Regions from separate parts of the Homo sapiens genome. Here region 1 is linked to region 2. The links are chromatin contacts, found by Hi-C or POLR2A ChIA-PET in ENCODE. All regions are on one chromosome and are shown on one strand. The core of a region is the stretch at or near the end of the contact, and the rest is flanking DNA. Distances in the headings are between cores, read along the strand shown.

Evidence for each region. Hi-C counts contacts between places; a loop is a spot of excess contacts on that map. ChIA-PET counts read pairs that join two places held with the same protein, here RNA polymerase II (POLR2A). Pooled maps may share reads with other maps.
Region 1: a loop to region 2 is called in a map of endothelial cell of umbilical vein, with 7 times the contacts of the local background. The contact joins the promoter of MCTS1 here to the enhancer-like site in region 2. A Hi-C loop is called at or near these places in 1 of 168 maps with a recorded cell type or tissue (endothelial cell of umbilical vein), 1 of 37 single-sample maps with no recorded cell type and 8 of 50 pooled maps. POLR2A ChIA-PET finds 5 or more read pairs at or near these places in 1 of 52 experiments (activated B cell).

The regions. Positions count from the first base shown.
Region 1 is chrX:120,602,560-120,605,836 of GRCh38, reverse strand. It overlaps MCTS1 (MCTS1 re-initiation and release factor), which reads right to left and starts at 1,736. Exons shown (of 6, transcript NM_014060.3): 1 at 1,590-1,736; 2 at 278-430. The coding sequence starts at 1,600.
Region 2 is chrX:120,768,354-120,771,533 of GRCh38, reverse strand. No RefSeq gene overlaps it. Among named protein-coding and RNA genes, the nearest start is that of CT47B1, 110 kb to the left of the region's middle. Within about 2 kb of position 1,458, at least 3 of the 41 ENCODE cell types and tissues checked have a DNase peak (open chromatin) inside an H3K27ac peak, as active enhancers do; they include endothelial cell of umbilical vein, where a contact is called at or near this core.

The sequences.
Region 1 (3,277 bases), core at 487-2,986, 170 kb after region 2:
CAATTCTCTAAACAACAAACTGAAATAAATTAAATCCAACTCTGAACTAAAACATTTAACTCTTTACTAGAACAATCAATACACAAAGCCACATTTTTTCAGGGACATAGAAAATCTTTGAAAATACAAATATTGGAGTTTTAGAGTTATTCTGTGTCTACCCCATTATTAATCTATCAATAGTTAATCTGAAAATAATTCCATTTAGTATGAGTGCAATCTAATCATTAAATATTCAGCTATACCGAGCTTTACACAGACAAAAACAAAGACTTACCATCGGACTATTTTGACAGGATCTTTCTTAGGCATGATTTGATTAAGCCATGGTTCAATACCTGGAAATTGCTCTATCAATTGATTCTTAATACCCTTAATAACTGAAGTTTTCAACTGGATGCAGTTGGACACATTTTCTTTTTCATCAAATCTGCCAAGTAATTTTTGCAAGAAAAGAAAAGGCATTTCTAAGTAGAGGTATCAGAATACCTAAAGGTACTGTTCTAATTAGTCATTTATTCCCAACCAAGTATTTAGATACTTAATTATGAAATAAATTGTTCTTTTAAAAAAAAATACCATCTCCCTTTTACTCTGTCCAGCACAAAACCAATGTCTTAATACAATATTGAAATAAACTGTCAAGTATACAGCAATTAGCTGGGGTTAGGGGGAGGAATATGAGACATACTTTGCACCATAATCTGTAATTAGCTACACAAATGCCTTTCCTGGAAAATCTTATTCAATTCTACCCAGGAAGAAACACAGGCTCCCACCAATAATAAAACCTGAGATCAGAAAACAAAACCCTCAATTCTTGAGATACAAAAGACCAACCCAAGCATAACATAGAAAATCGGCCCCTGCTAGGCTATGTAATCTGCTGAGATTTTTTTTAAGTGATGATAATAATGATTTCTAAGATCCCTATTCGTTTTTGCTCAAAATTTCATGCACAAAACCCACCTTCCTTTGCCCATGTTCCCCCTTTGCTTTTTGCGTCTACCAAATCTGGAAGGCAAACCCACTAGTAGGTTCCCAAGGAATTTTTGTCTTCCTTACACTGAATAGCCTATGGGGCAATCGTTATTTTCAAGGCAAGGTTAATCTGGCAGCTAGGCAATAGGCATGACAGGCCGCTTGCTTCCTGTCACCCAGACTCCTTCACTCCCATGACCCAGGAAGTCAAGCCTTCCTTTATTCAGTTCATAACTAATAAACATATGGCAGTGAGCGCAGGGCTCCCCTCTCAGCTACAGAGAATATGCCTCTAAATCACAGTGCACGGATGTGATTGGTAGAACCCTAGGAATGGAGACAGAATTGGGGGAGGGGGCAAAAGAGAAAGAGGGGTAAGGAGAAAAAACAATGGGAGTGGAGGGACTGAAACCCAATTAAGGACTACGGATGGAAAGCTTAAAGAAGTGTTCAAGTTGGGAGTGAGAGCATAGTACTATAGAAAACCTTAGGGAGTCAGGATGGCAGGGGCGGGGGAGAGAGAAAGAGGATCTTAGCTCTCGCCCTCTTCCCCACCCCCACCCCACCGCCTTTGTGAGCAGCCGATGGAGGCCACAGCATGTCCTTACTTCTTGAACATGATCCAAGGTGAAGGGGGCGACGATAGGGAAGGGCCCGGAATGGGAAAGAAATTGAATTTGCAGGGGTCCGGCAGATCCCCTCACACGAGGAAGGCCGGCACTGACAGTCGGAGCTGTAGTCGTTATCCGGAAAACGAGAGCCAGCCGCGCTTTACGGCTCTCAGTCAAATCTGACTACTTCCGCTCCTCTGGACTCCACGTAGGCGCTTTTGCCGGCTCCTTTTAGGCAACCGGTTCCTCAGCAGTTGGAGGTAGCTGAAAGGGCGGGACTTGAGAGGGAAGAAGTGATAGAGCAATTGCAGGAAGAGAAGAATGGAGGGGGCGGAGAATCAATCAAAGTAGCATTTATGGCACTTGCGTCAGTTACGGGTTCCTCAAAGGGTCAAGATTCTTCCGTGCTTCGTTGCTACCTATCGTCAAAGTAAACGATTTTTTTAGAGGGAATGGTTTCTGTCCTGTCTGAGGCAACCGAATGGATTGGTGCTTACCTACCAGCATGAATCCAGGCAACCCTCATGGCTTCATGTTAAAGTGCTGGTAGGATTGCCAGGTTTAGCAAATGAAAATACAGGATGCCTATTTAAATTTGCATTTCAGGTAAACAATGAATATTTGTTTTAGTGTAAGTATACCTCATTAATATTTTGGATATACTTACACTAAAAATATACAGCGCTTGTTTAGCTGAATTTAATTGAGCATCCTGTTTTTTATCTTATAACCTTATTCACTGGCAACCGTACGATGCTCCCAAAGTTTTTTGCGGGTTTTTATTGAGACAGGGCCTCACTCTTGCCCAGGCTTGAATGCGGTGGTGCTATCATGGCTCACTTGCAGCCTCTACCTCCTTGGCTCAAGGGATCTTCCCACTTCAGCCTCCCAAGTAGCATGGACTACAGGCACACACCATCATGCCCGGTTAATTTTTTTATTTTTATTATTATTATTATTATTGTAGAGACGGGGTCTATGTTGCTCAGGCTGGTTGCAAAGTCCTGGGCTCAAGCAGTCCTCCCACCTTGGCATCCCAAAGTGCTGGGGTTACAAGCGTGAATGACTGTGCTCCCGTAGAATAATTCCCATAGAATTATTACAGAAGGTAATCTGATTTAAGAGATAATAGCTAAAGAGACATGTTTTACTTATGTAATTTTTTTAAAAATAAAGCTGATAGAGAAACAAAATTATGCCAATCAAGAGTTTCACTTTGTTTTTTGTTTTAGAGACAGCATCTCACTCTGTCACCTAGGCTGGAGTGCAGTGGCATGATCACGGTTCATTGGAGTTGCAACTTCCCAGGCTCAAGTGACCCTCCCGCCTCAGCCTCCGGAGTAGTTGGTACTACAGGCATGCACTACCACACCTGGCGAATTTTAATTTTTTGTAGAGACAGGCAGGGTCTCACTAAGTTGCCCAGACTGATCTTGAACTCCTGGCCTCGAGCAATTCCCCGAACTCAGCCTCCCGAAGTGTTGGGATTACAGCCATGAGCTACTGTGCCTGGCCTAATCAAGGGTTTTGATCAGCCAAGAAATCATGGAAAAATTTAAAAACCTGAAAAGGCCCTACGCAGGAGGTGGGGTGGGTAGGCACTGACATCCAAAACAAATACACCAGTCTCCCCAGGGAGTAAATACTCTAGTCCATATTGAGGAGACGGGCCATTAGAGCAATTA
Region 2 (3,180 bases), core at 209-2,708:
AGAACTGTAATACAGCCCCATCTAGGAGCAAGGGGGCAGAGAAATGCCATCTGGTGGTATACTCAGGAAGAAGAGGAGAAGACAGACATTATTGAGCCCTACTTGTCTCAACCAGGGAAGTGAGGACTGAGGAAGGGTCAAGCTAGATGGCGGCAGTCATTTTCCTTTCCCCTCCCCAAAAGGTTCTGTACAATGCTTTTCACTAATGAGTAAAACTTAGAGAAGTTCCTGGAGTAACATCTGTTTTTAGAGCAGAAGTTTCCAGAATAGATAATTAATGCTATGGAAAAGATAGGAGGAAGTGAAGTTCCTCACATTAAAAGCTGCCTAACTGAAGCCTTCAGACACGAGGAAAAAAGCTTGAGAAAGTCACTCTGAAGACTATTATATAGGTTGATTATAGCCATAATGACCCATAAAGCTTGGAATTCCATACTGTGTCAGAGCCTCCAGGTATGGAGCATTCTTGAATCTAATTTGTATTCTAACCAAAAAGTAAAAGGCCAACCACCAACAAACCAACTAAAAACCCCACCCAGTTCTCTTGACACACTTTGCTCTTAAGGGAATATGGACAGAAACACTTAACTCAAAGTGAACCCCTTAACTCAAATTGAGCCCCTGAATTCCAATAATTTAATATCTGTTGGCTGTGTGTTACATTCCTAATAAATAGCTTACATTTCAAACTCTGTTTCAGCAACTACTTCCACAGAATCCATCCTACAACATCAGACCAGGTCAGTTCAGTGACAATGCCAAGTGTGTTTAGTGCAGAAAAAAGCAAGTGACTTCTGGGGCACTTGGTCAGGGCTCAGGGTCACTGCTTGAATGGTTGCCAAGAGACAGAAGTTTGATTTTCTCTGGCCACAAGTCTCTGGCACTGAGAACTACATAGATTTGTTGAGGGCCCTGAAACTGAAGACAAATCTGATGACAGAAAGACAGAAGAAGGAGACCTTATCCCTGGGAAGAACTATCCATCAATATAGAGACTTAGTTAAATGAATTAGGATGCACTGCTACACCAGAATGATCCACAGCCCTTAAAAAGAAAGAAACAAAAGTACATTTGCTGACATGGGAGAATGCCCAAAATATATGGTTATCTGAATTTTAGAAAGCAAGTTTTAGAAAAACTTTAGTAATATGATACCATTTTAAAATTAACACATTTTAAATAAATTGGAATTTTAAGAATTTGAAATATTGTGATATAAAATATTTTAGCTTCAGTATATGTACAACGTTTGAAATAATGCAAGTCCTCCCAAATTAAAATGTCACTAAGAATCACATAATTTCAAAGTTGGAAGTCTAAGTGAACTGTAAGTCATGTTTACACTATTGCCACATGGTGGCACCAGTTTAGCTGACAAACAGAAATTCTGCCCTTCCTTTGTCAAGGCTGGTTTTGAATTACGCAAATATCTAATTATGTGGTGCCCTCAGGAACACATTCCTTGCATAAAACACAGCTGACCTGAGTACTGGTAGGCAGAACATCTGGAGGAATAGGTACCAAACTTAACCGCGGTCATCTCTGGAGAGTGGAAGTGGGGAGGGTGACTGTTGCTTGTCCATGTTTATATACTTACAATTTTATTATTTTTATATTCAGTAAGAATGGGAAACAATTTCTGATTAAAATAAATGCCTTCTTTGGATTCTTAAGCAAAACCCCAAGTGTATTTCAAATGCCATGCAGATGGCAGACAACACACACTAGGCAAGGGAAGAGGCATGACATCCTTTGGCCAGACATCTGGTGCTCCATATGAAATAGAGTCAAAGCCAAAGGAATGGGAATGCCTCAGCCATTCCGGCCCTAGCGATGTCTCCATCATGTCCAGGGTTTTTTCCCGGGCTCCCTCAGCATAGCAGTCTTTAGCCCAGCAATCATGCACGTAACCACTGGGCAGCATGACCTTACCCCTCCCCCTAATTCTGATCCTGGAGCTTTCATCAGCCTCAAAGGGCCCAGTGCAGTGGCTCATGCCTGTAATTACAGCACTTTGGGAGGTCGAGGCAGGAAGAACACTTGAGGTCAGGAGTTCGAGACCAGCCTGGCCAACATGGTGAAACCCCATCTCTACTAAAAATATATAAATTAGCTGGGCATGATGGTGCACGCCTGTAGTCCCAGCTACTCGGGAGGCTGAGGCATGAGAATCCCTTGAACCCAGGAGGCGGAGGTTGCAGTGAGCCAAGACTGTGCCACTGCACTCCAGCCTGGGTGACAGAGTGAGACTCTGACTCAAAAAAATAGAAGTAATAAAATAAAATAAATTAATTAATTGATAATGCCAAGATTGAAAACTTTGGCAGCTCATAATTTTGCTGAAAGAAGAATGGCCATCGTCTTTGCTCAATAACTGCAAAATATTTTCATATTTAGATTCCCAAAAACCAATTCAGATGACTGATTCAATGATGTTTTGTTTTTCATTTCTACATCATCCTTTTCTTTCTAGTCATCTTTGGATACACATCTGCTTTCAGCATTTGTCCACTTATAAACTATATCAAGTAAATTTTCATGTAGAAACATAAAAGTCATACATCCTTTTAGCAAAACAGGATGGCTCAGGTTCCTGTAACCAAATATTGCCTGATGAAGTCCTTCCTGTTGAATGACTAACTGGATAAGAATGCCATATTTCCTTTTTGTACTTGGACATATACTATTCCCTCATAGGTTCTTAAGTTTGAAAAGTCGTATCTAAGATATTGACATCTGTAGACTCACAGTCTGAGATTTCACTTATATGAGCAATTTTACCATCACCATTAGTCTAGAGTGCTGTCGTGTGTTTTGATTCATCTAATTTATCTAATCTAATAATTGAGAAATGTCTGTTCTCTGGGAACAAGTTGCTTCACTGAGACCTAGCTTCTCTAAACTTGGAACCCTTAAATAATAATAATAATAACAAAAAATGACAAGCTGCTCCTTTTCAACCTTGAGTAGCTTCCCACTTTGGTAAGAATAAAGCCAGATTTCTTACAATGGTGTCTAAAGCCCTCACAGTCTGCCACCTCATATTCCTCTGACCTCTAACTCCTTCTGGTCTCACCCTCATTCACTCTGCTTCAGCCTTACCAGCTTCCATGCTGTGTCTCCAATACTCCAGGCATGTTCCTGATTCAGGACCTTTATACTTACTAGGCCCCCTGCCT